4 separate regions of the Mus musculus genome follow, and all the other regions are linked to region 1. The links are chromatin loops, found by intact Hi-C in ENCODE. Cell type or tissue: left cerebral cortex. All regions are shown on one strand. Region 1 overlaps Arl15 (ADP-ribosylation factor-like 15). Region 2 holds the start of Ndufs4 (NADH:ubiquinone oxidoreductase core subunit S4). Region 3 overlaps Arl15 (ADP-ribosylation factor-like 15). Region 4 overlaps Ndufs4 (NADH:ubiquinone oxidoreductase core subunit S4).

Region 1 (8,000 bases):
AAGCCACTGCGGTGTGTTGCCTGGTGGTTCATCCACAACAAATAAACACAGTTTAACTTGGATAAAAGTTTCCGAGGATAATATAATTTCCGGTGCATAAGGAAGCATGACTACATTGAAACTTAACTTAGGGTGCATGTCATTTATTCCAAGAGGATGGGTTCTAGAGATAGGCCGCCTATACCAGCTTAAAGGCCTAAGGAAGGGTCTAGCCCAGTCTCCGCCATGCAGACAGCGTAGAAGTCATCTGGGCTATTACCTACCTCTGGTCTTGGTTATGGGAGCTTTCGGGGAACCTCTGGCTATACAGATAATGTAGGGTCATTTAAATATTAGGTATCTCCAGTCCTGGTTGTAGGCACTTCGTACGGCCTGGCCCTGAGATATCCGAGATCACCAGGCTCTTAAACTCTTTCAATTCCCAGCTTTCTTGCGTCTTTCCTATTGGAAAGACAATCCTTTGTGCTCAACGTTCCTTGTTCTAACATTCGGGAGATCTGCGGGTGCAAGGACCTTCAAAGCTGTGCTCACTATATCTCGTGTAGACTAAGGAAGTGTTTTATCATTGAGCCACATCTCAGCCCAGTAGAAGACCTTTTCAGTAATTCTAGAGAAAGAAAAAAAGTAAAACTTAGGATGAGGGAGCCAGTATGGTCTGCGTTTAACTGTGCCTTGGAGTTTTGAAACCCGTTCACTGTTGGTGGTCTCACAGAGCAGTTCAGACAGGGCAGAAGTCCGGGACAGGGCTAAGAAAGGGCTTCTCTTTCTCTCTCTCTCTCTCTCTCTCTCTCTCTCTCTCTCTCTCTCTCTCTCTCTCTCTCTCTCTCTCTCTCTCTCTCTCTCCCTCCCTCTCTCTCTCTCCCTCTCTCTCCATCTCTCTCTCTCCCCCCCCTCTCTCTCTCTCTCTCTCTCTCTCTCCCTCTCTCTCTCTCTCCCCCCCTCTCTCCCTCTCTCTCTCTCTCTCCCTCTCTCTCTCTCTCTCCCTCTCTCCCTCTCCCTCTCTCTCTCCCCCTCTCTCCCTCTCTGTCTCTCTCCCTCCCTCCCTCTCTCTCTCTCTCCCTCCCTCTCTCTCTCTCCCTCTCTCTCTCTTTCTCCCTCTCTCCCTCTCTCTCTCCCCCTCTCTCCCTCTCCCTCCCTCCCTCCCTCTCTCTCTCTCTCTCTCCCTCTCTCTCTCTCTCTCTCTCTCTCTCTCTCTCTCTCTCTCTCTCTGGTTTAATGTACATTTTCAAGGCCCTGGTTTGAATGTGTCTGAGATAATTGGTGCCCCTAGGAGGCACTCTGCTAAGCAGCTAATTCTGCCCCTCTTCCCCAGGGAGGATAATTGTTGTTAAAAAACAACAAAAAAAGTAAAATGTGTTGTTTTCTCATGTAATTATGTAACTGACATCTTTATATAATAATACATTTGGGTGGTCTGTCCCTGAAATCCTTGGTTTGTTAGGAAACATTACCGTTTCCACCAGTAATAACTTACTCCTAAATATTATGAAAGAATTTCATATTGTTACATTGCATCATTACAGTAATCAGAAGCTAAACTCTCTAAACGACTTTGCCACTGGAAAAAGGCTTCTAGGGTTTTTTGTTTTGTTTCTTTGTTTGTTTGTTTATTTTGCTTTTTTTTTTTTTTCCTCAAATGAGCTAAAATGTTCATGAGATGGAATGCTCTATCTCAGCATGTCTGGAAATAACAGAATACAAGTCCGTCGAATGTGGGGCCTCAAAGCCACTGCAGTCACTACATAGGACGTCCTTCTCACTACAGTCCCTCTCCATTGGTTCATTTCGCCCCATTGCACTGAGTTAGGACCTGGGGTCTTCCCTGCTGCAGCAAACCACAAATATCTTAACAATGAGCACACCGCCATTCGAGTTGAGTTCATTTTAATCCACATTGGTAATGCAGTTCTGGGCCTTGCTGATTAAAAAATGACCCACTTAACGCAACTGAATGGAGCATCCCCCCACCCCACCCCCCGCCCCTGTAATTCTTTTGGGACTGCAGATTGCCATGGTCCTAAGGAGATAAGCATCACTAATCCCAGACTCAGCCAGGACTTGACTCTAACGAATCAGGATGGCTGATTATTCCACCGGAGGCATGCTGCTAAATTGCTGTTACCTCAAATTTGTGTGGGAGGCCTTTGCAAAGTAGCAGAGAGGAGAGTAAGTCTGCAGATAAAAACTGGGAGAAAGAGGAGAGCCCTGGGGGACAAGAAATGGGAAATGAAGAGAATGTATAGGAAGTATTAAAAGGCAGGGTCATAGTTGACCAGAGTTGGTTTTAAAACAAAAAGAAAAAGAAAAAAAACAAAAAAGGCTAGTCTTGGTAGCACACACACCTGTCATTCCAGTCCTAGGGAGACAGACAAGAGGACGGCCATAGTTCCAAGCCAGCCTGGCTGCATAGTGAGTTCCAGGTCAGCCTGGCTACATAGTGAGAGCCTGTTTCAATCCCTTCTCTACCCACCATCCACCTCAAATAAAGACCTGAAATGGGAAAAGGGAAAGTCTGAGATAATAGCAAACCCAGTCTTGTGGACTCACTCGGCAGTTGGGTCAGCAGTGGCCATGTACAGAGAAGTCAGAGGCTTTGTAGAGAGTCGCCGTTTTGTAGAGAGACTAGGAGCGGGGCCATCTCTCAGAAGAAAAACCCCCACTTTCTGCTTACTGGAGGGCACCATCTGTAATTGCTACTCAACATCCCGAGTTAATGCTTCGAGGGTCTCTTCACAAAGCAAGTGTTTAATGTCTAGTATCTAACCACTTAATATTTAACTTTTAGTGCAGCGTATCAATACCTTCCAGCCATTGTGCTTAGATACCTGGTATTTTTTTTCATTAGCAACCGATAGGCATCTATAATGGTTAATTCCGTGGCCGTGTTGGTATTGGATACTAGGTTATGTTACAACACAAAACAGTAGTCACATAAGAAGGTTCTAGTTTATACAAACTAAACAAGTCACCTAATCGTAGAAACATGTGGGCAAAACTGAAATTTAACATGGTTTTTAATGCCTTTGCATGGAGATTGTCATACAAGCATTCTCAAAGGGCGAGCTATCTGGGGTGTCACCGCTCTCATCTGAAGATAAGGTATACATCAAAGCTGGTATAGATTCAATTCTGTGTTACAGTAAGAAACCACCACTTAGTGCTAGGCACTGAGTATGTGTGCGTGTGCATGTGCGCACACCTGCTCTCTGACATCTCAGCACGGGACTCCATCACTCAGAAAAATGCAAAGTCCCTTTTTACCGTTTAACTTTGTAGTTCCCACCCCAGCGTACCACAGTTACTCCATAGAGGATATTTTGGAATTTTAGAGTAAAACATGGAGTAGTTGGTGATTTTCCAACTCCCCCGTACCCCCAACACACTGGTACCTTGAAGTAGTTCACAGTTTCAACATTAGGTGGCGCTACATTCCTTTTGATGATGTCATCTCTCTCTAAGGTTGAGTTTGGGGACATAAAAGGCAAACACTGTAAGGTAGGTAATAGAGGTTAAGTTGTGCAATTGGAAGCATCCAGTCTGACCCTGAGACTTGAAGTTCCACAGGGCCTGACAGATATGCATAACCTTTCCTAAGGAATTGTGGTTTAAAAATAAATGTACACTTTTGTTTTTTAACTCTTAGTTTTGTTTTCTTCAAATTCCTACTAGCTCACAAAGGCAGCTACTTAGGAATTGTTTGAACCTAACTACTTAATAAATGAGCTGTTGGGTATTTTGTTTGGCCAAGAGACACTATGAGAACTGTCCAAGACTAACAAATTCATGGATCAAGAAAGTTTGGGATCCTTAACTCAACTGTGAACTATTACACAGCCCACTGAAGCTATAGCAAATGTCTCCAGTAGATTGTCTCGTTGACACATATGTCCCTGACTCTATCCTGCCTGACTGGGGTGAGCTGCAATATCATGTTGCTTATACCCTCCCTCCCATATAGGAATTCTTTCCTTCTCAATAAATCCAAAAATGTACGTATTCCCTACCAAATAGCTCATAGGAGTTCCTAAAATTTGACTGTAAATAAAAGAAATTCTCACAGGAAATTCAGATCACTTAGCCCTTTGGTTCCATTCCAGAACTGGCATTGTGTTCTCGGGGTGGGGAGAGTAAATAAGTTAAATGAATCCCAGAACAGATTAAAAAAGAAAATATGATATTTTGAAATTAAATATTCAAAGAGGAAAAGTGGTTTTGTTTTATTTTTAAAGTGTCTCAAAACAACTTCCAAATGACAAAGCAAAGACAGTGCTGCAGGTGACTTAGAGGTGCTTTTCAATTCATCATGAAACAGTTCTTTACTTGCAAGAATATTCATGACAGGGTTCCCCGAGATACGAACCTCCTGGGGGCATGTGAGAATACAATTTAAAAACAAATTTTTTTTTAAAAAATTCAATTTACCTCCAATTTTTTTCGGAAGCAAAACTTTGGATTTAAACAGGGTGCATCTGTTTCCAGAAAATACCCACCGGTGGGCACAAATGCCCACCCATGTGTGTGTGTGTGTGTGTGTGTGTGTGTTCACATGTATGAAAGTGCCCACCCACAGGGCCGTGTATGGAATATCAGCGCTGTACAGAGCTCACACTCAGCACTCAGCAGTTTTCCCGTTGAACACACCCCGAGCTTGGGCGCTAAACTGCCTTGGCTGCTGCTTGCATTTGATCCTGTTGGGAATGAGGCTAATTGCTGAAGAATTTCCATCTTAGCCAGGCTGTTAGCGCTTGAAATTAATTGGAGTTTTTACAGAATATTTAAGGCTTACTTGTACAGAGACCTTGGCTGTTCGGGAGCCTGGGTACATCCATTTTTCCAGATTTCCTGATGTATCGTCTACACCGATGCCCACCCGAGAAACAAGTTTTATTTAGCAATCATTTGATTGCAGAGGGTTGTTTGCATCCCCTCATTCAGCGGGGGACATCTGCGTGCACACCTTCTTTAAAACCCTTTCTGCCATCCTAACATGCTAATTACTGCCCTGCTTTCAATCTGGTCTCACAAAACAAGAGCCCTGAAAAAAATGTTTACATTCAAAGTGCCTTTTGCATGAGCATATCAGAGTTCTGGGTAAACACTAATTACGTCACATGGTTCTGTGAGTCTCATTTTTCTGTCTCAGAGTGAGGCTTTGGATCCTTTGGCCTCATATAGTTGCCAGCCTATGGACACGGTGACTGTCGATTTCTCGAGGAGAGAGAGCATCAGTCTGAGCAATGTTGTGTCTCTTTGTTGCTGAGGCCTAGCTTTGCAACTGTCAGGGATACACACACACAAGCATAGACGTCGGCATGAGCCTCCTCAGAAGGGGACTGTGGAGTTTGGTGGCATTACATCATATCAGCCGTGAGTTGGCCAGGCTAACAACCGTGACTTCCTCCAAATGCCCAGAGAGCACCGTGACGCCCATTCTAACAGGAAACCGGGCTGTCCTTTTGTGAAACACAAAAATTTTGAAATCTAAGAATTGCCTCTTAATGAGTTTCGGGATAATGACACATGAATCGGACAGCGTGAGCATGCAACACATACTCCCAGACTCGTGCCACTCTCTCGTGTGCCAGGTCATTTTGAAACATTATCTTTTATCCTTCATTAGCCGAACAATGTATGTTTTATTTTCTCCATTTCAGAGAGGCAGAAAATGAGATCTAAGGGTGTGAACTACTTTGCTTAGTGGGTGGTAAGAGAGCAATCTGCCAGGTCAGATTGCAGGGCCCACCACGCAGGCAAGCAGGTATCGTCATCTTCCTCAGATTCTGTTATATTTTCAAGGGCTTTGTACAGGTTTGTTTTTTTAGGACTAGTGGTATAGCTTCCTCAAGTAATAATTTATCTATCTGGTCTGTTTAAGTTCATTTCTGTTTGTTTGTTTGTTTGCTTTTGTTTGTTTGTTTTCTGGCTTGAATTCCCTCCCACCGACTCTCATTTATTTGCGTTGTGCGTTTTGAAGACTAAAGTATAAGGCCACATGCAGGGAGATGAATGAACTCCATCAAAGTAAGCCGACTGTTTTTGAGTGGATCTGAAGTATGCTGCTCTCTGCTCTTAGCATTTCTGACAAGGGACTGGCAACAACGTATCTCCATTGGCTACATGCATGCCTAGCATTATAGGAAGCCCTGGGTTCCAACCCTGCACTGTATTAACACAGCATGGTAGCACACCTGCAGTCACAGCACAGGAGAGGGGCAGGCAGGGACATCAGCAGTCCAGAATCATCCTTGGTTAGATAGCGAAGTTTGAGATTTGAGGACAGGCTGGGATACAGGCCACCCTGCCTTGGGGATTGGAGGGTAGGGATCTGCAATCAGAGTTGTAAATTGGAGGAGGACATGCTTTCTGACTTCTGTGGTTACAAGCGATTAGTATGATGAGACCCAAAGACTAGTCACAGTGGGGGTCAGTTCTCAGTCACACGGGAACATTCCTACCAGCGAGCATCAGGGACTGAGGCATCTCTGCATCCTTGAATCTGGAGACCTGGGACTGGGGGTTGATCTTGAGAACATGGGTCCATTTATATTATGCATGCTACGTTCGTGTGTGTTTGAAAATGCCATGATAAAGAGCAGGTGTGATGTATACCTGTGTTCATAGCCCCATTCATCACAACAACTGAAATGTGCAAACTGGATGGTGGCGTCATCCGGACTAGAGATACGGTCACACCCTCACTGTAGCTCCCAGGCAGCTGTGCACAAGAAAGATGACAAGAAACCAAAACCAAGACCAGATCCTCAATCGCTTCTGGCATCTCTGGACAGAGCAAAGGACATTCCTGGTTTCTGACAAGAATCAAGGTCCCTGGCCCTAAGACAGCCTGCCTAGTTTCTGGCCTCCTGTTTCTATCATTCCCCCTTATCTAGGAATACATATAGAGAAATCAGAGTGGGGACTACCAGAGGCTGAGAGTGAGGGAAATGGAGAATTCTGTTTAAGAATGTTGTTTCGTAAGGTGGAAAGGCCAGGAAGGTGGGGCATGTTGGTGGTGGTATAACATTTAAGTGTACAATAATCAAGCACAGTTGATGTAGACAGTTGCATGGGCTAACACTGGTTTCTGCAGTGTTGGGAGCACTCCTAAAGTTGTCCAGGTAACGTTTGTATTCCAGCCATTCTCCGTAAGGAGATGAGCTAAACTTCATGTTCTGTTCTTGGGAAATCCCTTACATTGGAAGCAGAACAGACCTCGAGTGGGCCCTGCTGTCAATGGAGCTGGATTCTACACGGGCAAAGGAAAGTTGCTGGGCAGTCCCCGTAATTAAAGGAAGTAGCGTAGCCTAGCTACAAACCCAGTTTCTTCCCAGTTCTGGGTCTTGAAGAGATCATGAGAATGATTTTGGCCACAAAGAAGCAAGTTACAAAGTCAGAATTCAAGTTGAGATAAGCAAATTTACCATAGAGTAATGCAATCTTTAAAATAAAATAAAATAAAATAAAAAATTTACTGTTGATTTAACAGTGATTTAAAAAAAAAAAACACATAGCCCCCACCCAAAAAAATTGGTTAAAGAATACATTTGTCAGGAAATTGGAAAAGGCCAATTAGCCACTGGTAGCTATGTGGGTAATTACACACACACACACACACAAATAAATAAATAAATAAATAAGTAAATGGAAGTAATTCAGCAACATTTTTTAAGTTAGTTTATTAATATTTATTATTATAATATAATATTAGTATGTGTGTGCACATCTACATGCATGCACGTATTCAGGACTGCATGTATATGCACACATGCATGAGCCAGGAGAGGGAGGGCCTTGGATCCCCAGAGCTGGAGTTCCAGCATACTGGGATCTGCCTGACTTGGGTGTTGGGAATGGAGCTGCAGTCTTGTGGGAGAGCAGCATGTGCTCCTAGCTACAGCGTTATCTCCTACTCTGACTCTCTTACAACGAGGAAGCTGATACAGAGGTGATATAGCATTAGTTCCTCAGACAGGGAAAGGGGGGAAAGCCACGTCACGGCG
Region 2 (8,000 bases), 310 kb after region 1:
ACAAGAAAACATAAGAACCAGCTAATAGTTTTAAATAAAGAATATACCTTGCTAAACGAAGAAAACAGAAGGCATTGGAAATTTAGCTTTTTTTTTTTTTACATATTTTCCTCAATTACATTTCCAATGCTATCCCAAAAGTCCCCCATACCCTCCCCCCCACTTCCCTACCCACTCATTCCCATTTTTTTTTGGCCCTGGCGTTCCCCTGTACTGGGGCATAAACAGTTTGCGTGTCCAATGGGCCTCTCTTTCCAGTGATGGCCGACTAGGCCATCTTTTGATACATCTGCAGCTAGAGTCAAGAGCTCCGGGGTATTGGTTAGTTCATAATGTTGTTCCACCTATAGGGTTGCAGATCCCTTTAGCTCCTTGGGTACTTTCTCTAGCTCCTCCATTGGGAGCCCTGTGATCAATCCAATAGCTGACTGTGAGCATCCACTTCTGTGTTTGCTAGGCCCCAGCATATCTCACAAGAGATAGCTACATCTGGGTCCTTTCGATAAAATCTTGCTAGTGTATGCAATGATGTCAGCGTTTGGAAGCTGATTATGGGGTGGATCCCTGGATATGGCAGTCTCTACATGGTCCATCCTTTCATCTCAGCTCCAAACTTTGTCTCTGTAACTCCTTCCATGGGTGTTTTGTTCCCAATTCTAAGGAGGGGCATAGTGTCCACACTTCAGTCTTCATTCTTCTTGAGTTTCATGTGTTTAGCAAATTGTATCTTATATCTTGGGTATCCTAGGTTTTGGGCTAATATCCACTTATCAGTGAGTACATATTGTGTGAGTTCCTTTGTGAATGTGTTACCTCACTCAGGATGATGCCCTCCAGGTCCATCCATTTGGCTAGGAATTTCATAAATTCATTCTTTTTAATAGCTGAGTAGTACTCCGTTGTGTAAATGTACCACATTTTCTGTATCCATTCCTCTGTTGAGGGGCATCTGGGTTCTTTCCAGCTTCTGGCTATTATAAATAAGGCTGCTATGAACATAGTGGAGCATGTGTCCTTCTTACCAGTTGGGACATCTGGATATATGCCCAGGAGAGGTATTGCTGGATCCTCCGGTAGTACTATGTCCAATTTTCTGAGGAACCGCCAGACTGATTTCCAGAGTGGTTGTACAAGCCTGCAATCCCACCAACAATGAAGGAGTGTTCCTCTTTCTCCACATCCTCGCCAGCATCTGCTGTCACCTGAATTTTTGATCTTAGCCATTCTGACTGGTGTGAGGTGGAATCTCAGGGTTGTTTTGATTTGCATTTCCCTGATGATTAAGGATGTTGAACATTTTTTCAGGTGCTTCTCTGCCATTCGGTATTCCTCAGGTGAGAATTCTTTGTTCAGTTCTGAGCCCCATTTTTTAATGGGGTTATTTGATTTTCTGAAGTCCACCTTCTTGAGTTCTTTATATATGTTGGATATTAGTCCCCTATCTGATTTAGGATAGGTAAAGATCCTTTCCTAATCTGTTGCTGGTCTTTTTGTCTTATTGACGGTGTCTTTTGCCTTGCAGAAGCTTTGGAGTTTCATGAGGTCCCATTTGTCAATTCTCGATCTTACAGCACAAGCCATTGCTGTTCTATTCAGGAATTTTTCCCCTGTGCCCATATCTTCAAGGCCTCCACCACTACCTGGCCAAATAATTCTTTTAAATTCACATTTCTGTAGGCTAGTAGCTACCTGGCTCTCACTAATATGACTCTTAAGATCTACTTTCCCAAATGATTATACAAACATACACATACAAAATAAGTAAATATTTAGTAAAGTAGATAGAAACCAACCTAGTGATGTAGAATGTTTACCAATTTAGACTTTCCCTTGCCATGAAGGTATAGTAAACACAGAACTGATGTCAACAAGTGTCCTCGAGCCACTTCCTCACTGGAAGTCTCTACAGGCTCAACTGCACAGTGGGAAAGGAAACCACAAAATACAGCCAGAGGTTGGGAGCAGAAAAGAGACTTCACTCAAGTCTCATACACCTACACTTCATCACAGAGAAAGGCTAACAGCCTTTGGGGCTCTGCTATCCTAAGAGCCATGCTGCAGGCAAACACAAGATCAGTCTAAATCTGGGAAGTCCTATGAGGAAAGGTAATACACTCATGCATGATCGTGTTAAAAATGATGGGGAAACAAACAGGACAAGAATCTTAAGTCCCACATGTCAACTATTTTGAAAGAGAAACCAACTTATCTGTTGATAGACTCGAATCTTAAATAGGTACAAGTTTTGCCAGAAAACTCCTTAGGATGGCTAGGGAGGGTAAGGGCACGAACGGATGACTGTCAGGACACATATCCGTGGTTTTACTTTTTCTTTCTTACATGCTGGTTTTTTTTTTCTTTACATTGTCATTATAATTGAATCCAAGCGTCAGTGTCATAGGTAAGAGCTTCCTTCGACCACTGACACTGGCTCCCATTCCTCTACCTCTCACCTCTTGCTCCCTCACCACCTGCCTCACAGGTCTGGCTCACCTTCATTTCTTTAAGGATCACAAAAAGTTTTTTTAAAAGCAATTGACATTTAAATTGCCCCATGGGTTGGATTTCTTTCTATTCAGTCTTTACAAATCATTAACTTAAGCATATACAGTAAGAAGTTCCCATATAAGCCGGGCGGTGGTGGCACACGCCTTTAATCCCAGCACTTGGGAGGCAGAGGCAGGCGGATTTCTGAGTTTGAGGCCAGCCTGGTCTACAGAGTGAGTTCCAGGATAGCCAGGGCTATACAGAGAAACCCTGTTTCAAAAAAGAAAAAAAAAAAAGTTTCCATATAAACATGAGGGGAAGCATAATTGTCTCCAGTAAGATGCACATACAAAAGTAAAAAAAAAAAAAAAAAAAAATCGGTAGTGTACAGTCAAAATTATTTCCTCTGGGTTTTAATGTTTTTAACTACGAAAGAAGCACGATCTTATATAACTTATATATATGCTATTTTCAAATCTCTAATAACATATTTACAAGGAAAACCTGTTACATTTAGATGTGTAGTAATAGCTACCCATTTGTAAAATCAAGTATTATCTTAACTTCAACTAACATAACTGTTGAGAAATACACTAATGGTCCCTTAAATTTGTTTTCAGTTCAAGTTCTATAATGAGCACATTAGTATTACATTATGTAAATTAATCTCCATAATGTGTAAGTGGGAAAGGTCTAAACTAGGTCAGCATAAAGTAATCACTGGAGTATTTTATCTTAGAGAACAATTTGGTTTTTCCCAAGTTCCTCATGTGTAAAACACTTTATTACAAATTTATCTTTTACTTTCCACCAGTATTACAGTATTTATTTTCCAGTGACTGCGCTCTCTCTCTCTCTCTCTATATATATATATATATATATATATATATATATACACACACACGCATATATATATCTATTTACAGATAGATAGATAGATAGATAGATAGATAGATAGATATAGTGCTCTACTACTGTCTGCAGAAAAGCCCCCGCCCCACCCTTTCTGCAACTCTGGAGTGCTGGGATTAGAGTTTATGTGCCCGAGGAACGTTTTATTAGGTGCTGGAGACTGAAGCCAGTACATCATGAACTCTAGGCACTCTCTGTACCAACTCAACTCTATCCCCAGTCCCTGAGGCCTTTTACAAATCTCCTGACTTTACTAAGGGCAACCTTTTCTTTCCCACAAAACAACCACTACTTAAAACTGCATCAAAATTTGTCTCCAAAAGTTCCAACCAGCTCACTTTAACTCTGTATTCCCTCTGTATTGAGCTTAACACTAATTTAACAAGCATTTTGATAGATACTAGTTCCCTTTTTCTTTCTTAAAGGTATTTAATGGTTTGGTCTTGTTTGAGACAGGGTCTCTCTAAGTAGCTCTGGCTGTCCTGGAACTCACAGAGATCCAGCCGCCTCTGGTTCTGCCTCCCCAGAGCTGGCTGGCATTAAAGGCTTGTACCAGTGTGCCAGACTTTTCCTTTTTTTTTTTTTTTTTTTTTTTTTTTGTACCACATTCTTCCCACCCCTTACAGACCCATCCTCACTGTGAACATTGAATGTAGTCTCCACAGCATGCAGCTGTCAATACAAGGCCACTCTTCACAGGAGCAAACTTCGAAACAAGTGATAAAACCCAGTATCTTATACACCCAGGAAAACAGAGACTACGTAAAATAGAGCAATGCTGCGGAGGGGGGCGGGGGGGAAGGGAGGGGGCAGTCACCACAAGAAACCTTCCGGCATCTAGGGCTACATAGTGTGATCTGTCTCAAACAAACAAACGAAGTAAACAAATCAAAATAAAAGCCACCTTGCTGCCTGAGAGCGTAGCTCCGTGGTGGAACTTAAGACTGGAACGCACTGGTTAGAAAGACAAAAAACAGGTACGCTGTAACCTTCCGATGGATATTGCTATAAACTCTGAAGTCCTGAGAAGTTTTCCTCTTATGCACAATGATGAATACAACAACCTTTCTGTTTGGAAGCCCAGCCGATATTAACTAAAGCCAGGGAAAGGATAGCAGGGATTTACCCTTTCAGGCTGGAATGGGGCAAGCAGGTGACAAGCGGAAGGGATGTAGGACATTGGGAGAGAGGTCGCCCAGACTCCTCCCCTTCTCAGGAGCCACGATCCAGTTCACAGCTCCTCCGCACAGACCCTCGCCCGTCCGCAGCTGCAGAACCCCAGGCCCCGCAGGCGCCTCGCCGGAAACCAGCGTCGGTCCCCGCATCCCGAGGAAGGGTCAAGGGAGGACGCGTTCCCAAGGCCGCCTCCGGGGCCCAGCCGGCCCAGCCTCCCCCAAAGTGGAGCGACCTGGGAACCCTGAATGAATAGCTCGACAAGGCTGACAGTTATGTTACCTGGATGGAACTCTACAGACGGAAACGGCAGCTGTAGCCATTGCCCTTCGCCCCAACATCGCCTGTCTCAGCGACACTGACATTGAGACCGCCGCCATCTTCCTGTAGGCAAACGCCAGGATGCGAGTACGGATCCCCGCTAGGGACTCACTTCCTCCGTTCTCAAAGCAATGCGGCCGCAGTGAAACAGAGGCATGTTCTGTTTGTTTTCCTTTTGCGATTGAGGACCTAGAAAAGAAATTAAAGTTCTAGCTGAAAGAACTAAAGAGGGAAATGGATGAAAGGACTCAGTGAATGCAAATGATGCCTCTATAGAAAGTAATCCTTGTTAGTAAGGTTGGTCATTTACATTGAGGCTGAGAAGCCCAAAAGAAAACGCTTCGAAAAATGTAAACACCTGTAACTCATAATTTTTCAAAGAACTCGGAATATCTGAGGCTGGGCCCACTGGAAGAGCCGGAGGGCTTCTTGAGTCTTTGAGAAACTAAAGTAGTACTTTCCCAAAGTGTTGCCAGATTCCGTTTGCAAGCCTTCAGAACAGGCTGCACTCAGTTTGATGGTCTGTAGTTATAATAATCATATTTTCCACACTAAAAAGCTAGCCTCGCAAAAAAAAAAAAAGGAAGAAAGAAAGAAAGACCATATGGATTTACATGAAATCTAGTGGGGGCTGGGGATGTAGCTCAGTTGGTAGAGTGCTTGCCTACCTAGCATACAGGTACCAAAGGCTTGGTGATCTGCTCTTATAAGCCTTTGATTTGAGGTTGAGGGTAGAGTATGGAAGGTTGTCACTGGAACTACCAAGCAAACACCTCGCCCCCCCCCCCGCGCCCCACCCGGAAAAGGGGCGGAGCCATCTTGATTATTCTTCCTATCTCCATCATCCCTTCCATTTGTCACCCATTCCATTCCAATGGCCATTAAAAGTAACAAAAAGCAAAGATTATAAACGATAACCAGGTTTAAGTGTCCTATCTAATCGCACCTGGCTCCTCAGTGCTTCAACAAACCTTTTCTTTTCTTTTCTTTTTGTTTCCAAGTCTGCGATGTCAAATCCAGGGACAGGTGTGCAGTTCATCACTGATCTACATTCCTAGCTTCTTTGTTTCTTGTAAGAGACAGTATCTCTCGATGTTATCCAGGCTAGACTTCAACTTACCACCCTCCTTCTTCAGCCTCCAGAGTATTCACAGACCTTTTCATCCACTAATGTCTTCAACGTTGTTTCTCAAACGATACCCCAACACTGATGGGAGAACATTAGTTTTCATATTGATATAGCGTTGGCCTGGGTATTCACAATACCTGTCATGATTCTTTCTTAATGTACTTATTTATGTATGTATGCATACAAATGGGTGCCACGGCACATGTGGAGGTCAGAGAACAGCTTTCAACAGTCAGTTTTCTCATTCTAACTAATGTCATAGGTTTGGTGGCAAGTACTTTACCACTGAGCTGTCTAGCGGAGCCTCTTAGGGTGGTCCTTGGTTGCTCTTTTTGCCTCCATCTTTGAAATGTATTTAGAATTTGATTATGTTCCCTGCCTCTCCTAGTAGGACTCTGATCCAAACCACAGTCCCCCTCTGCAGGGATGTTTGCATTTGCCCAATCTGCTTCAGCTCAGCAATCAAAACTATGGGGTCAGAAGTCACACATTCCCCTCTTTTCTACTAAACACCTTTTCTAGCTCAGCTCATCCTCGGAAAAGCCAGACACCTTATTATAATATTTTTTAAGGCCAATGTAGGGACGAAGATGTAGCTCAGTGGTATGGCATTGGCTTATCGTGGACATATGCCTGAGTTCAGGCCTAACACTGGAAGGGAAAAAGACTCCTGACTTTACTCACTTACTCTGTTAGAACTTACTCTGTTCTCCGTCAGTTGCTATACTCTAAACCCAATAGATATTTCCCAATATACCAGGCATGATTCGGTCTGAAAGACTTTACCTTGGACATTCTCTAGGCCCAGGATGCTTTTCTAGCATCTGGAATACTCTTCTCCCAGTGATCTCCTCTTTCCCTTGCCCCTGCTCTCTGTCTCTGTCCTTCCTCCTATAATTTTCTCACATGTCCCCTTCACTGGGAGGCTCTTTCTAACCTCCAATTTCAATCTCACCCTAGAAATTTCTGTATGAATTTCCAGGCTTCTTTTACTTCTGCTTTGCATTTTGTACGTTGTAGCCGTTTGTGGAAGTTCTATAATATGACCAGGGAGGCAAGAGCAAAAATCCTTTGAGAAATAAGATTGATTTCATTTTTTATGGCTTATTTAATTTTATTGTGCATGCACTGATGTTTTTGCCTGCATGTATGCCTGTGTGAGGGTGTCAGATCCCTTGGAATTGGTTTTATAGACTGTTGTGAGCTGCCGTGTGGGTGCTGAGAATTGAACCCAAGACTGCGAGAACAGCTGAATTCTCAACTGCTGAGCCCTCTCTCCAGCCCCGAAGATCAATTTCCTAGTGGCTTTTCTTACCTCCAGGAAAAATTTGTCTTTTAAATTCTGCAATAAATATTGACCAAATAAAGATTTTTCTTTTTACTTACAATAATTACCAAGCTATATAATTTGATTCTCACTTTTTACCTAAATGTATACCACGGTCCATACTGGACTATCCCGAACACCAATTTATATAACATTGATTTATGACTCTTTCCCGGGGATTATCATTGCTTTTGGGGCAAAGAGAAAAATACCTGATCTTCTCAAAACAGGCTATTTCCGGTCTTCTTCACCAGACTCCTTCCACTCTGCTCACCAGAAGTTTTTCTCTCTTATGCCCCAGTCTTCCATAGGCTGTTGCTCACTGGAGTACTCTTTCTTGCCAATTCCCTCACTATCCCATAGGCCCCCAGATCCTACCTATTACTTTATATCATTGTATAAGGTAGCAACTACATCTCAGACCCTTCCCTACCTCCCTCTTCCTTGTTGATGGAACCTAACACCTACAAAACGAGACCAAAACTGCTGTATACTTGCTTTCCCTGAAGAGATATTGCAGCTAGCACATTACTTGGTCCAGAGCCAGTAGGATCTGAAATCCCTTATGAGAAAAGAAAGGCTTCTTGGGTCAGGGGAAGGTCAAGCAACAAGGGAGATAGAGGAGGAGAAACAGGAGGAGGAGAAGGAACG
Region 3 (8,000 bases), 190 kb before region 1:
GTAGCTGGTTTTTTTTTTTGTTATGAATTAATAACAGATAAAAAATTAGACTGCCAGTTTCAAAGGCCTGGGAAGAATGTTGACTTTACAAATAGCATTCACAAATTCGTCTTTTTTTAATCCAGCATGTCTGGCCAGGGTCTAGGCACCTCAGCTGATTGGAGGTGAGTAATTTCTCTTCATTAAACGTTCTTTCAAGTAACAAAGACCTCAAGATACTCCTTTGAGAAGAAGAGTGCTACTGCACTGCCGAATACAGGCATACATAGTTTTCTAATGATTTCATGAACATACAAGTGGATACATGAGTGTAGACTGAGTCGGATTCCACATCTCTTACCTTGTGTATTATTTAGTAATTTTTCTTTAAAAATCAGGGCTCTAGGTCAATATATATTTAAAACGTCAAATTATTTCATAGACACGTAAAAGTGAGCTGTGATTCCCTCCTCCTCCTCCTCCTCCTCCTCCTCCTCCTCCTCCTCCTCCTCCTCCTTCTCCTCCTCCTCCTTCTCCTCCTCCGGTTTTGTTTATTTTCAACTATTTGGTTTTTGTTTTTATTTTTCTTTATTGCTGTGTCCCTGGTCAGTGTGTTCACACTGCTGCTTCGTGCCTGTCTGATTGACATCCTCAGTGGCTCCCAGCCTCAGACGGAGGATTAACATTCTCCTCTCCTTGTTCTCCTCAGCAAACAGTTTTTCCCCTCTCTCACCTCTTCCTGCCACTGCCAGGATGTTAATGCTGGGGACTTGGGTAGATCTAAGTCTCTTCGTTGTCCTGTTTTAAAAAAATGGTAGACATGGTTGACATGGCTGCCGTCTGCTGCAGCACGCTCATGTGTCGTTCCCCACCCCCCCAATCTGATTTCCCTTAGGGTGAATTATTGTGATATTTCCTTAGTTGCTATGTCATTGATTTATTCGCGTTTGCTCCTTTTCCCCCCACCCCCACCTCCACCCCGAGTCGTAACAGATCTTCTCTTCCTAATGTGATAATCAGGATGGTATCAAATCCTGTCAGATTAACCTTCTTGGTGACTCTTCCTTCTCCCAGAGCCCCCGATCTGCTTCTTTTTGGTCTGATGGCTGTCTAGGGCTGTGTGGCTGTCATCTGTGGTGGCCCTGGCCCCTGAATTGCTGTGCTGGGGACCCCTTCTCCTGTGAGGTCCCCTCTGGCATCCAGGTCTTCTTTCTTCGCTCACCCCAGGGTGCATGGGAGGTCACGATTTTGAGACCTTTCTTATCAGTCTCATGATTGATGCCTTAGTGGGTGCGGATGGAGTCCTAGGCCGGCCATTATTTTCCCTCACGATTTCAAAGGCATTGTGCCATTTGTTTTTAAGTTTCTGGTGCGGCATCTCAAGGCACCGTTCTGTTTAGTCCTCGAGCCTTTGTCTCTAGCCTTTTTTGGTTGGCAGGATTTTGTTGATTTCTAATTGTGTTTGGCAACTGTAGTTTTTCTTACATTCCACGCTGTGTTTTGCTCTACAGCCCTGTGTGTAGCCAGGGCTAGGCCCTTTGAGGGGAGGGAAAATTCAAATCCTTAAGTTCTGCAAAGTCTGCTTGGAATTCTTCCCATTTCTCTTGGCTCTTTTTATAGCGAGGGCCTTAATTGTCAACACTTCTTTTTGTGTGTCTTTTTCAATTGGGTCCTATTTTCCAGGAGATTCGCCCCCCTCAAATGAGAGACTTTTCTTGTGTTTCAAGTTTCACCTCCCCTTTCCTGCTTGTTTTAGGACATGGCATTGCTGATTTCCTCTCGTGGATACCACGTATCTCATTTACTTGCTTTGAAAATACTTACTTTATGCCTCTGAGTGCTTGTCTGCCTGCCTGCCTGCCTGTCTGTCTGTCTGTCTGTCTGTCTGGATACCATGTGCACGCCTGTCACTCTCCCTTGCCAGGAGAGGGTGTCAGGTCCCCTTAGAAGCAGAGTTACAGATAGTTGTGAGCCATGTGTGGGGGACCAGGGACTGAACATGGGTCCTCTGCGAGAGCTGCCAGTGCTCTGAACGGCTGGATTGTTTCTCTGTGTACTTCTTGAGAAAAACGCTGTGGCCCTTGGACTCCTGAGCCTCCTCCCTCCCTCCACCTTCCAGGTACTAGGGCTGCAGACAGTGCTGCCATGGATTATGGGTTCTGGGGTTCAATGCTGGGGCTTTGTGCACACCAGGAAAGTACTCTCCTGGCAACTGCATGCTTACCCTGCCACCCCCATGTCTTTTAACTTTAGACTTTAAAACTGCCTGGCTATAGGCTTATATGCCGTATCTCTGCTTACTGGCGAGCTCTCACGCCTTTACTTTTTTCTGTGTTTTTGTTGCCTGTTGCTTTTATTAATAGCTTTTCTCAGACGTCTGGAGGTCCTTGCCTGCCTCTAATAGAAGGGTTCTCAGTCATCAGATCTTTAAGGTGTTTTCTCTTGGCTTTGGTTAGATTCTCCAACAAAGAAGCACCAGCTTGGTGAGGATAAGCCTGGTAGCCAGGGCTCAGAGGCTACTGTAGGGCTGGGTACCTGGTATCCCTGCTACAGTCGCACCATACTCTTCTTAGTGCTGTGTGCTTTGCCTGTAACTCATGCCTGAGGAATTCTAGAGGCGAGACCCTGTTTGGTCTTTTCAGGAAAAAGATGTGAAGTCTTGGGTGGCTGGGCCATTCGTTGTCTGGCTCCCTGAAGCTGGAGAGAGGACCTGAAATCCAATCCCGTCTTAGAAGAGCTTTGAGTTAGTCTGCTTTCGGCAGTATGCTGTCCTGCACCTGGGGTGCTGTCCCTTCCTGTGGGGGCCATTTGTTCATTTCTCTACTCTGCTTGTTTAGGTTTAGTGTCAGGCGTGCAGAGGATCAACTACAGTCTTGCATGTTCCTGGGAACAGGAGCTGTCTTTGATGTCTAAAGCCTCTGCAACAATTTAGAAATTATTTTAAAATTTTATTTGGGTGCAGTTTCAGGAGCAAGTATTCATCCTGCCCCTTGGATTAGAAGTCCGTTCCTTCTTTTCCTCCGTGACAGTCTTCCGGCCCAAAGGATGGCTACTACGTCTGTACGGCATGAGGGCTTCCGCAGAGCAGCGGTCCTGAGCGACAGTCTGTGCCTTTTGTGTCTCTAGGGAGGGGTAGCGTTGCAGGTCCCAGCGTCTGCTGCAGAGAGGCTTAATGAGCAGATGCAGAGTCTCCTTCTTCTCGTGCATGTACAGGGAGCAGTACCCTTGCAGTCAGGAGGAGCTGGGCGCGCTAGACGTGGGTCACGAGCTCTCCCCTCCTCTCAGTGGCTTTGGAACCCTTTTCACTGTCTGCTTACCTTGGGTCACTGGCCTTCTCCTCAGGAAGAGCAAGGCGTCTCTCAGGGGAGCATGGGCGATCAGAAAAGGGGACCCACAGCGTGCAGTGTGCTTTTGAGTGGCTCGGTGTTTTCACGAGTGGGTTTGGCTGTTAACTATCAGCATCCTGCATCTGGATTGCTACATGGAGGCTGTCGGAGCCTACCGGAGCCTACCGTCCTGGAACAGGAGGTGCTGGCATGGCTGCACTCCTGTATTTGGCTTCCTGTATCTTTCTCTTGCTCCCATTCTTCTCTCCCACTCACAGCTCCTCCGCTTCCACACCAGACTTTTCCATTTCTGTAGCGAATCAAGTCCTTTGCCTCCTTGGGCAAACTGCTGCTCCTTCAACCTGAACCCCTGTTCTCTTTATTCTCCGTCTGGTAACTCCTACTTTCAACTAAGTCAGCCCCACCCGACCCCTAGGCTCTCCATCTAAATTAGGCTACCTTTGTCAGACATCTCCGCACCCCCTCCCCCCCCAAGTTTTGGATGTATAATTGATTAACTGTTAAACTGTTTCGAGGTTCACAGTGCTCAGCTCTCAGAGCTTAACTGTCCATTCATGTGATTCCCCTCTTACTGTGTGGCTTCCTCTCTGTACTCTAACGTCCATGGGGGCAGGGAGTCTATCCTCCTTGTTCACCTCCAGCATCTCCTTCTTGGGGTGAATGATCAGTCAATCGATTCTGATCAAACGAACGAAGACTATCAGCTCAGGACGCCAATCCCGCTGGCAGCGTCTCTAAGCTGTAGCTGTAAAGGAGCCCTGGTTACTTTAAGTCCTGGAATCCGTTCTTTCCCCCTGCACAGTCTTGGGGCTGTATGCAAATTATGTAGCTTGCAGGATTAAGCAGGCTTAGATGTTGCACGTGATCGTTATAAAGCCTGTCAATGGTTTCTCCTAAGGTTTGTTTGTTTATTATTGTCTTCTGTTAGCTTGCCATTGCCCGGACACAGTTCCCGAGGAGACCCACCTGAAGGTGGGGCAAGGCTTCTGTCTGTGGTCTCTGGGCTCTATGGGCTAATGGTGAGGCAGTTGTTTGAATTTGAATCCAAAGCGTGCCCCACAAGCTCAGGGTTTGGATATTTATTCTCCCCCTCCCCCCGATTCTGCTGCTGTTTTGGTGGGCATTCTCTGTGGAGATGTTGAGGAGGTCGTGCCTGGATGGTGAGTATAGGTCCCTTGAAGGTCATACTGCCCCTAGTTCTGGTCTCTCTTGGCTTGCCGGTGCATGGCCCACGTGAGCAGACCACTGTGTTACCCTCAGCCATGGCTGAGATGCCTTGCCTTCTCCGCGGTAAACCACGGGCCTAAGCGAATAGACCTAACCACGGGTCTATTTGGTGTCTTGTCCCAGAGATGCAGAAGTAACTGATAGAGCGAGGCATCTGGCAGGACACCTCTGATGGTAGCCGGAAAGCAAGCAAGAAAGCAAGGGACCAGGGTTCCAGCGTCCCCCTTCAGAGTTGTGGGCATTGTGACTACTAGGCCCGTGACTGGTCTGTCAGGAATGAGGGTATCTTCAAGGGACACTGTGTCTCCCAATCTGACTATCAGACCATTGAAATAATGGTTCACGAAGAAATGGGAATCTCCCCCCCCCCCATCTCATGTTGGGAGGAGGGAAGGGCATCAGCCAGAGGGCGAATTTGTCTTTCTGAAAGAGATTCCACCCATTTCCAACAGCTTGTCAGACCACCTTGCAAGATGAAACTAAGACTGTGATAATGATGGGTCAGTGGAGGGCAAGATGCGGATCCTCTGTTTGAACTTTGATCTCACTTCAGAACCCTGTGGACTTGAGGGGTTTGCTGGATTCCTTTGTTGTTCTTCCCAAAGTGGCTGCATGCATTGGATACGACTTCTCTCTCTGCTTTCTGCTTCTAATTTGGCTCTTTTAGTTGGCTTACTGAGGATGGGTGAGACCTGACTTGAAGTACAGGTTATGACCCCTAAGTTTGATGGCAAGTCCAAACCTTAGCGCAGATAGCATGAAGACTAAGCCTTTAGCTCCTAGCTCTGTAGCGCTTGGCGATCCTGACTGGAACTTTCCAAAGTTTATTAATTAAACGTAACCTAGAGCAGCGATTCTCAACGTTCCTAATGCTGTGACCCTTTAATACAGTTCCTCATGACCTCCAGCCGTAAAATTACTTTGTTGTTATTTCATAACTAGTTTTGCTACTGTTATGAATCATAATGTAAATACTTAATATGTAGGATATCTGATATTTGACCCCAAAGTGGTTGTGACTCCCAGGTTGAGAACCCCTAGTCTAGATTAAGCCAAAGAAATACTAGTAGGAGAAGTAGGGGAATGGCTCAAGCAAATGTGGGGGGAGTAAGGGAAGAAGACAGGTGCCTCTATTCTGCTGGATACAGACAAGTGAGGCTGCCTCTCTTTTCCCTCCAGAAAATTATGAACATGAGGAAGGCAACGTTTAATGGCACTCCTGTAAGTCTGGTTCTCCTTTCCAGAGGACCAGAAGGTCCGAGGGGAGAGGAACACAGCTTTCTTCCTTTTGGTACTACACAGCAAAACATCAGTTCAGGGTGGTGCCACTCAAATAAGACTTGTTGAATGATTGATTGGTCTTGTACGAGATGCCAGCTATCACGTTCTGAGTGGGACCCAGGTTTTGCAATTTAAAGGAGTATGGCCCCACCTGGTTCCTGGAGGATTCCACACTAACAAGTCAAAGACTTGTTTTTCATCAATGCAAGATGGACCCTCCAGCAAAAGGGCAGCACTATGTGGGGCCATTGGTATATTAGGATCCAGGTACAGGTCCCAAACTCTTTTTTATTAGGAAGAAAAAACTATCCACTAGTGTTTTATCCTCCCTGAATTTTCCCTGAGGGGCAGTATAGTGTCACCACCAACACCATCACCACCATTATTTTGTAAGCAGATGGACACCCATGTTCAAATCCCAGATCATGTTAGTTGTGTATCTTGGGAGCAGTTTCTTTGGCAACAGGTGCCTTCACATGGAACTTGATTAACATGTGGTCCTCTCATGTTTAAAGATTAAATGCAGTGATCTTTCAAACCAAACATGCTTGCCAGAGACTTCACACTGAGTACAGAGCTCATAGCAGGTTTGTCAAAAGTACATGGGAATTGGGAGCAAGCTAACCATCAATCCCATGTTCCTACCTGAAGAGAGTGTGCAAGCCACACTTATTCTAGCATGGTGGTTATCAACCTTTCTAATGCTGCGACACCTTAATACAGTCCCTCATGCTGTGGTGACTCCCAGCCATAGAATTAATTTCATTGCTCCTTCCTAAGTATAATTTTTCTGCTGTTATGAATCTGTTCTTTTTTCTGATGGTCTGAGGTGACCCCGGTGAAAGCGTCTTTGGCCACCAAGGGAGTCACAGCCCACAGGTTGAGAACAACTGTTCTATTTGTTTTCAGTGTCAATTGTTAGACTTCTGCTTGCCTCAAACTAAGGGTTGAGAACTTGGGCTTTAATTTTGACCATTGATTAAAAATACGAAGGGAAACTTTCAGGTTTTAAATGTTTTCACCCACACAGAAATGGGGGCAGGGCGGGGCATAAAACTTGCCATGGTATTACCACTCTCAGCAACTTTGAATGTGTGGACTAGGCCTTAGGTAGGTTATAAGGAAGGGTTCTAAGGAGGCTCTAGCCTGGAGTTGCTTTAAATGCCACGTAAATGATTGATAACCTTCAGATGTAGGTACCACAGGTTCTGATTCAGAGCAATACCTGTCGCCAAAAGCCTTTGCTCACTCTGAGGTCAGAAGTGTTTGGGGGTGAGGTGGGGGGGTCGTGAAGACATGGGCGGTCCAGATTCTTTCAAGCCTCCCATGGGAGCCCTGGGATAGAGTGGGGTCTGGCAGAGACGATGGTTGTGTGTGTCCAGTGTGGGCCTTCGTTTTCGTTTCTCCACCTCTGTTGTCACAGTGGGACATTTTGTGTCTTGGTTAATATTTTACGAACATAGATCCTGATTTCTCTCTCTTAGAGTGAAAATCATTTATAATTCAGAAACTCGTTTTTTTTAGCACTCAACTTTGCTGTGGCGTGTAGGTAGCAACTCCCAGGTCTGGGGAATTTATAGAACTATAGTATTAAAAACAAGCACTGGACTGTGTGGCTGAGCAGTGTGAGACGTCACCAACTTGGACATTAGGAAAACAATACGCTCTGGTTGTCATTGAGTTCACATCATGATTCCTCCCCGTCCTGGGAAGTTTATAATCTCTGAATAAGTGTGCTCGTTCCACCAGCAGCAAGGATGCTTTGTGGAGCTATGGAGGCCTTGTGTGTGCTCTGCCTCATAGGGGACTGTTGGAAACTTCACCTTCACAATGCAGCTCTAGGAAGCATTCATTTGTGTACCAAAATACTTGAGGGTTCCAGTGACTGGAAAAATGATTTCAGTAGTCAGCATTACTGAGAAACAGAGGCCCATGTAAGGTTACCAAAAACTGTCTGCTTGATTAGGGACAATCTTGTTTCTGGATGGTTGATATCGAAAGCTAAATTGTGTCCCCTGAGGTTTGTAACAAGTATGTATGTGTGAGGGGTGGAGGAGGAAGAGGAATTGAAGAGGGAGGGGTTGGGGAGAGAGAGAGAGAGAGAGAGAGAGAGAGAGAGAGAGAGAGGCGTGACAGAGGTGACAGAGAAAAACAGAGAGACAGAAA
Region 4 (8,000 bases), 230 kb after region 1:
TTGAACACATTAAAGATAAAGATGAATAAAATTTTGTTTTTTTTCTGGTAGGTGCTTAGAACTTAACATCAGAACTACTACATCTTACATAATGACTTAACCCTAGAGCATGGCAGGAGCTATAAAGGGCAAAGTCATTGTAAGAGGTCAAAGGACATGGCAGTAACCAACAGTTGTCTAATTGGACTTCAGGCCTACTCAATAAGAGGGAAATCATGTTTGGTGCTCCAAACCTAGTCAACTACTCAAGGCTAGTGAAGTCAATGGATCTTGGAGAAGGCCTAAAACTAACACTTTACTAAACTAGCACAGTCTCTAACTACACTCTCAAGATTGATCCTATCCTCGCAGACCAGTGTAGTTCTCATCCCGCAGTACGGGAACATCTCTTTGTGATAGGTGGAGACCATTATAGAAAACCACAACTCATCAAAATGCAGAGAACAAATGGTGCCTAGTCCCATCTCATCCTACAATACAAGGTCCGCATCTAGTTTCCAGGAAAGAGGCCACAGAAAAGCTTTCAGAGTCAGAGAAGCAGGATGCCTGTAGTGTAATTGTATCTCCTAATGTATTTCGAGGGAAGCCATACCTATGAAATCTCAAGGAAAACGAGGAGAATGAATGATCCCGAAAAACATTGACACGAAAGGGGGAAATCTTACCGAGCCCTAGCCTAAGATAACGAACTCTAGGCAACTAAGGGATGTTGAGAGCAGGAGAGTCTTCCACAGGGAAGAGTTCCCTAATTAGTTATTCAATACCAAGGGTCAGCTCTGAAAGCATTGACATACAAGAAACATTATGAGGACTTGCATGTATGCATATTTACATATATAAATACAATTGTTAGAGAAAAAGAGGAGAGGCCATGTATTTGACAGAGGGAGAAGAAGGTATACACAAGAGGATTGAAGGAAGGAAAATAGAAAATAGTGCAATTATCTTTTAATTTCCAAAACAAAGAAACAAAAAAACCTTCTAAAAGTTAGAAGGAAAAGAGCTTTCCCAGTGGGAGTGGGAAATGGACCAAAAGAAGACAGGGAAAAGATCAGGTCTGGAGCAGAGCCCAGTGAGTGGTGAGTGATGTCCCTGAGTGTCTGGAGCAGAGCGCAGTGAATGGCGCCCCTGAGCGTAATCCTCTACACCCAAAACTCCGTAACTAACTAGAGGTCAGTTAGCACTGTCTGCCATGGGCAAGGAGTAAACTAACTAGAGGTCAGTTAGCACTGTCTGCCATGGGCAAGGAGTAAACTAACTAGAGGTCAGTTAGCACTGTCTACCATGGGCAAGGAGTAAACTAACTAGAGGTCAGCTAGCACTGTCTGCCATGGGCGAGGAGTAATTGTTTTTAGGCCTTCAGGTGCAGATGGTCACTAGTGCAACAACTCAATCGACTAGATGAGCCAGCACGGCCTGTCTATAAACGAGTGTGACTTGATTTCACTTTTACTTACTTTATGTATGTGTGTGTGTGTGTGTGTGTGTGTGTGTGTGTGTCAGAAGACGACCTGGGGAAGTGAGTGCTTTCCTTCTGCTATGCCATCCAGGGACTAACTCAGGTTATCAGTGCTTTCCTTGGCTGAGCCACCTCACTAGCCCATGATGTTTTAAATAAATAAAATTTGTTCAAGTTGTTAATACATGACCTTGCTACTTAATGTTATTTAATGTTATATAATGTTATGTTATTTAATGCCTCTACACCTTAGTTTCCTTGAGTGGTAAATACGGATAATGACTGTTCACACTTCCTGGGTTTTAGTTATTTGTTATGAGGACATTTGTTGCCTAAGCGCTCCAAAAAAACAAAAAGAAAAGTAAGCACGTCGGAGAGTTTTACTCCTCACTGAACTAACTCTGTACACATAGCTTATGCAAGGAAATGACGATCAGGACTTTCCTTTTTAAAAATCAACATTTAGATATTGGGGAAATGGAAAAACTAAAAAAAAAAATACATTGTTTGCAGACTATTCTGAGTATATAAATTATCTTTTTGTTTTGTGACAGTTTTACCTTGGCCTCTGACTTTTGGCACTACTTAAAAGTACACATATACGGAGAGCCATTGAGTTTCCTTTACCAACACAAACACATTTCCCTGCAGAGAAAACAATGAGGTCATGGGGTGGTCCCACCCAACCTACCTTCTCATTCAAAGATGAAAAACAATGTGTACTAAAGACCAAGGATAGCGGTACATTATTGTCTAAGCTAACCTGGGTGGCAAGGCAATGTTGAAGGACTTGCTAGTTGCTAACCTCTTAATCTAGCAGTTTTTATGCAACAATGCTTTGGGACTTTTCCTTCCTTCCTTCCTTCCTTCCTTCCTTCCTTCCTTCCTTCCTTCCTTCCTTCCTTCCTTCCTTTTTTCTCCCCTCCCCTCCCTTCCCCTCCCCTCTCCTCTCCTCCCCCCACCCTCTGTCTGTCTGTCTGTCTGTCTGTTTGTTTTGAGATAGGGCCTCATATAGCTGAAGATACCCTTGAACTTCTAATCTTCCTGCCCCAAGCCTCCCATGAACAGGGATCAAACGTATATGACAGCCCATCTGCTTGAAGCATTTCCATGTTCTACTTCTGGTAATTTAGATATTGGCTCACCTAACTTTTCATTACATTAGCTCCCAATAAAATGATGTTAGATATGGGGGAAAGGAAGGCTTAAAAATTTATACGTCCCTTACAATAGTTTAAAAGAAGTAAATCATAATGGAGAAGGCTGCTGGGGAGTCTGAGGAAGATCTTTCAAGCTATGAGGATTCTGTAGCCCTCCAAGCCATTTCTTTAGACCCTGTATGGTGGTTTGAATAAAAATGGCCGCCATAGGCTCATATAGTCCAATGCTTAGTCAGAGAAACCGGTATCAGGATTAGGAGGTATGGCCTTCTTGGAGGAAGTGCGTCACTGGGGTGGGACTTTGTGAGGTTTCCAAAGCACAGCTCAGGCAGTCTCTCTCTGCCTGCAGATCAGGATGTAACTCTCTCTAAGGTACTCCTCCAACACCACCTGTTGCCATGCTCCTGCCAGATGGTAATAGACTGAACCTCTGAAACTGTAAGAACCCACTTATATGCTTTCTTTGATAAATGTTGCATTGAACAGCAACTGTGAAGGTGTCCTCCACAGCAGTAGAGCAGTGGCTAAAATACTTTGCTTCTAGTATATCTAAAGAAGTAGGACCTACCTACGTAAAAGTTACAGAAAGCTAGGTATTAAAGAACCACAGCAGATCACAGTACCCCATGAACATGAAGCATGACGTCACTCTCAAATTCGGTGTAGCTTTCAATTCTTGAGACTAAAGAGTCCTTACTTCCAGGGTACAGGGTATAAGTGTGTATGCGTCAGGCTTTGTGAAGGTGCTGCGAGAAGCAGTGACTCAGCTCTGCTACAGACTAAGGGTGTCAATCCGCCCTCAGTGGGGTTTTCTAAGTTCCCGCCTGCTGAGTTTTCTCAAGTTACACTTCCTACTGACTTTGACTAACCAGCTTTCTTTCCTGGGGAGGTAAATCAAATTAGAAAATCAACTGATTTCAACAGCAGCAGTGTCTACTTCACGCCTGCAATTCACATAGCAACTGTAGTCATATATGCCTTGTGACCACTTAGAGAAAGATTAGCCAGGGGTTTAACAGTTTAGTTAGATTTCCTGTTATTGAACTCATGATACAAACCCCAGATGAGTAATTTGCAAGGTGTGAGACATGAAGTACAGAAGGCTGAAAGGCTGAAAAACATTAATAGAACTGCTTAATTAAAATGTAGGAATATTTTACAATGCTATCTTGAATTAAAGTAGTAATATGGCTATGCAGTCAACAATTTCATATGTAAGGAATTTAGAACTTGGCCAAAAAGTGTCCAACGAAAGTACACTTAAAGCTTTTGAAGAAAAGCCTTTGGTCTATTACTAACAAGATATATTTATGTACTTTCATGCATGCTGTGTCAGATCCAATTTAATCACTTCGCTTTTTATTAACTCATTTAATCCGCACAGCAGCTCTCATTTTACATATGGACACAGAAATATCATACAAAGTCACGGTGACCAGCCATGGTTTCAAATACCGTTGGTCTGGCTTTAAACCCAGGGTATGCACGGCATACGCTCTGCTATTAGCCTGTTCACCCCCAGAACCGACTTTAGATCATGGGCTCTGTGGAACTGAATGAGGAAGTACAACAAATATTCTAGAAGGCATCTAAGGTGCTTTCACATTCTTACATCAAATGGAGCAGATAACATTAATTTCTCACATATACTACCTTACACTAACAATGTAGTTAAGGTATTATTTCATTCCTAGATAACATACAATGAAACCTAGCTGTATTAAACTTTCTGTATTAAACTTAGGAGATTCCACGACACACTGTCAAGCTATTTCCTTAAATTTAACTGTCCCATCTGTGGAGGGAGAAGCAGCTCAGGAAACTGAGGAAACGTAGCAAGCCCAGACAATTGTAAGATTCCCAGGCTCCTCATTGAGGTTGTATAAGTAGTGAACAGTTACTGGGGAAAGGAGACTGTTTAGTGGGGCTGCCTACAAAGTGAGCAGTCAGCATCAAGGAGATAGCTTTTGTGGGACATCCCCCGGGATGGTTGGCTGTTTAATAATAGCTAACTTGGAGCTATCACTGGTCCACAAGGTAGACTCGGGTACAACAGCTTCTTTGGTCTGCTGTTGGCTGGTGCCTTATCTGGGAGATACCCACTGGCTTACACATCTCCCAGGAAAAGTCACACAAACACATGTATTGTCAAACACAATTATTTGGGTAAAACTACACAGTAGTATATTTTAAGTACAAGAGACACAAACTGCAAAGATGCAAAGAAGCAAGTGAGATCAGAGACAATCACTACCAATTACCAATATTTCAGGTAAACACTGGATAGTCTCATTTCATACATACTATTTTAAAATTTTATGTGAATTGCCTGCATACATAGATATATAAATATATCTGGATACCACATGTATAAGTTACAGACAGCTGTGAGCTACCATGTCTATGCTAGGAACTGAACCTAGGTTCTCTGGAAGAGCAGACGGCATTCCTAACAACTAAGCCCTGATAAGTACTCTTAACTGTGAAAATGAAATTAAACACATAATTTCAAAAATGGATATAGACTGCTCTGGCCCCAATGCCTCCTTTCCACTACAGTGTATTAGCTTAATAGCAGGAAATTATTTTTAAAGAACTTTAAAATTTTGTTTATAGCAAGATCACCATAAACTACTTTTGGAAAAGCTTCTACATGTTCCTATGCTGCATAAATGTAACATACAACTGGAATCATGTTTGGTATCAGACCTGTCACGTCTGCTAAAGGAGCAAATGTGGACATTTAAGCTTAAAGGAAAGTTTAGGATGAGTATGATAATAACTACCTTCAAGTAATTAATAGGCTATTAGGTAGAATAATGGGCATTAGATTTTTAGATCAAAAGAAGAAAGAACTTTACAGTGAAATGTTAAAACTGAAACAGACCACCTCATCATATATGCAATTAGATTTTAAGTGACTAAGTATTAGGAATTTTTGCAGAAAGATTCAGAAACAAGGTATGTGTGAGCCTCTGTCTCTATTTCAAGTTTGGTCTTGGATGTAACATTGGTCATTCCATTTTATAGTTTGTGATCAGGACAGGGAGAAACTTTGATGTGGAGAAAAACAAACAAGCCTAAAAACTACTGTGTTAGATACATAAAGATTTTTTTCAGGTCAAATTCCATATTTAACCGTTTAAAAATGTTTTCTTTACGTGTATTTACTGTGCGTTCACATGTACACTGCAGCACTCAGGCAGAGGTCAAAGGACAACGTGTGGGTGTTAGTTCTTTCTATCAAACAAACGGGATTGGTGTAGCCATCTAAGTATCTGTCCAAATTTCATATTTTTAAGTAATTTTCAGGTTAAGAATACAAAATCTTGGCTGGGCGGTGGTGGCGCACGCCTTTAATCCCCGAAATCAGGAGGCAGAGGCAGGTGGATTTCTGAGTTCAAGGACAGCCTGGTCTACAGAGTGAGTTCCAGGACAGCCAGGGCTACACAAAGAAAGACCCTGTCTCGAAAAACAAACAAACAAACAAAAAAACAAAAAACAAACAACAACAACAACAACAACAAAAAACCCAACCAAACCAAAAAAACAAAACAAAACAAAACAAAAAAAACCCCAAAATCTTATCTTGATGTAGGAAGAAGGAAGGGAGGGAGGGACAGAGGGAGGAAGGGGAGAAGGGAAGGAAGAAATGAAGGAAGAGAATGAGGGAGGCAAAGAGGGAGGGAGGAGGGGCAGGCAGGTGGCTGAGTCATACCGTTTTTTTCTGCAAAGGCAATTGCATCTTCTTTGGCACTGAAGGTCAGAACCATGTTGGAGAGGGGGTCAGCGCTAGAAGAAAGAATTCCCATGATTTAATATGAAGAAAATCAATGTCTTAAATACATTGCTTAGAAAAGACGGTTGCTATACTATCAAGCAAATTATAACAGAATTATTTTATCTGTAATAATCTCTGAAAAGAAATGACAAGATAAAGCTCTGAATTACAAAACTCCAGAAGAGTCCCAAAGTGACTTTTCAATGCCAGGGAATTACTGAGCAGTAGAACCGCCAGTGCGGACGCCAGTTTATAATCAGTTCACTTAAGGCTTTCAACTTTATGATGGTGATGGAGCAATGTGCACTCAAAACAGTTTTTCTCTTAAAAACATCTTAATGTGTGTATATGTCTTTGTGTTGTGTGTGTATATATGTGTGTTTTGTGTGTATATGTGTTTATGTGTGTATATTTGTGTGTGTGTGTGTATACATGTACACACACGCCCTAGTACACACGTGGAGGTCACAGGACAACTTGCAGGAGTTGATTTTTATCCACTAAGCCAGCTCACCGGTCCAAGAAAATGATTTTCTTTCTTTCTCTTGTTCACTCATTTGTTTGTTTTTCGAGCCAGGCTTTCTCTGTGTAGCCCTGGCTAGCCCTGGCTAGCCTGGGACTCATAAGCTTCTGCCTGGGCTTGCTTCTCCCTTGCAGGTGGTGGGATTAGCGGTGTGAGCTCCCACTATCTAGCTGGTTTTCAAATGTAACTGTTCACGGGAATGCTGAGCAGGTGCAGTGAAGCAGTGAGCAGTGTTGGGCCACAGTGGTAAACATCCGTGTTGCTAAATTACCAGGTTCTACAGGTTAGCTGGAGGAAACACATTTTTCACTTGTGACACACTCTATGTACAATGGGTTGCATGGGATGTTAAACCATTGCAGTTAAGAAGCTTCCATATTCTGAATCCTCAAAAAGAGAGCGCCTACTCTCAAATCTCTAAACAGTGGGGTTTTTAAAGGTAGAGGTCCACTTCAAACAAAAACAAACATTTGAAGACCTGACATCCAACTGGGCTCTTCAATTTAGAATGGTATTGTTAGTTTATAAATCCATACAGACTTTTTACAATGTCTCAGTTTCCAAGATGTTGCTGTTATTATTATGTTTATAGAAGTATAACCATGTGGTCAGAGATATGCAAGTAAAGGGCTAGGGACACAGCTTAGCTGGTGAAGTTCTTGCCTAGATGTCTCCTATGTTAATCCCCAGGACTGAATACAAACCACATATGGGAAGCATGCACCTGTAGTTTCAGCACGTTGGTGTGGAGGAAGGAGGTTTGAAAAGTTAAAGTCTTGCCTCACTACATAGAGAACTTAATGTCAGTCTGCACTACATGCTACTCAATCTTGAGAAGAAGAAAAAAGGAAGAAATATTCTGAGTAAACTGGACATCAGCAAGATCTGAAATATAAACCAAACACTGAAGGCGCTCTCACTGATCTGCAGTCTCCCAAACTGCTGATGAAGTTCTGGGTGGGCGTCACTGTGCCACTTTTCTGGGATTCCATTATGATCCCTAGAATTATATACATTCCTGTCATAAATTCCCCTTGTAAGGAAAGAAAAATCTTATATTGGCTGGCTACATTACTA

What was found. A loop is a pair of places that touch in the nucleus more often than their neighbours do. Peaks named below come from ENCODE experiments on the same cell type or tissue, not always from the same donor. Only the 100,000 strongest peaks of a DNase experiment are listed, where the experiment ranks them.
Region 2: a loop joins it to region 1, with 2.9 times the contacts of the local background. A loop is called at or near these places in 2 of 42 quality-filtered maps.
Region 3: it touches region 1 in a loop (2.8-fold over the local background); 13 of 42 quality-filtered maps call a loop at or near these places.
Region 4: it touches region 1 in a loop (2.2-fold over the local background); 3 of 42 quality-filtered maps call a loop at or near these places.

Annotation. Positions count from the first base shown.
Region 1 is chr13:114,072,749-114,080,748 of GRCm38, forward strand. The region is part of intron 4 of Arl15 (ADP-ribosylation factor-like 15); the gene reads left to right. Among named protein-coding and RNA genes, the nearest start is that of A430090L17Rik, 75 kb to the right of the region's middle. In left cerebral cortex, a CTCF peak has its summit at 3,413 (motif pointing right); a DNase peak (open chromatin) is centred at 3,420.
Region 2 is chr13:114,383,105-114,391,104 of GRCm38, forward strand. Ndufs4 (NADH:ubiquinone oxidoreductase core subunit S4) reads right to left here and starts at 4,990. Exons shown (of 5, transcript NM_010887.2): 1 at 4,855-4,990. The coding sequence starts at 4,952. In left cerebral cortex, no CTCF peak of the experiment used is centred here; a DNase peak (open chromatin) is centred at 4,976; H3K4me3 peaks cover 1,780 bases; H3K27ac peaks cover 1,187 bases.
Region 3 is chr13:113,885,767-113,893,766 of GRCm38, forward strand. All of the region lies in intron 1 of Arl15 (ADP-ribosylation factor-like 15), which reads left to right. Among named protein-coding and RNA genes, the nearest start is that of Arl15, 95 kb to the left of the region's middle. In left cerebral cortex, no CTCF peak of the experiment used is centred here; a DNase peak (open chromatin) is centred at 3,559.
Region 4 is chr13:114,301,480-114,309,479 of GRCm38, forward strand. Ndufs4 (NADH:ubiquinone oxidoreductase core subunit S4) reads right to left here. Exons shown (of 5, transcript NM_010887.2): 4 at 6,338-6,411. Among named protein-coding and RNA genes, the nearest start is that of Ndufs4, 83 kb to the right of the region's middle. In left cerebral cortex, no CTCF peak of the experiment used is centred here; DNase peaks (open chromatin) are centred at 3,048, 3,395 and 7,861.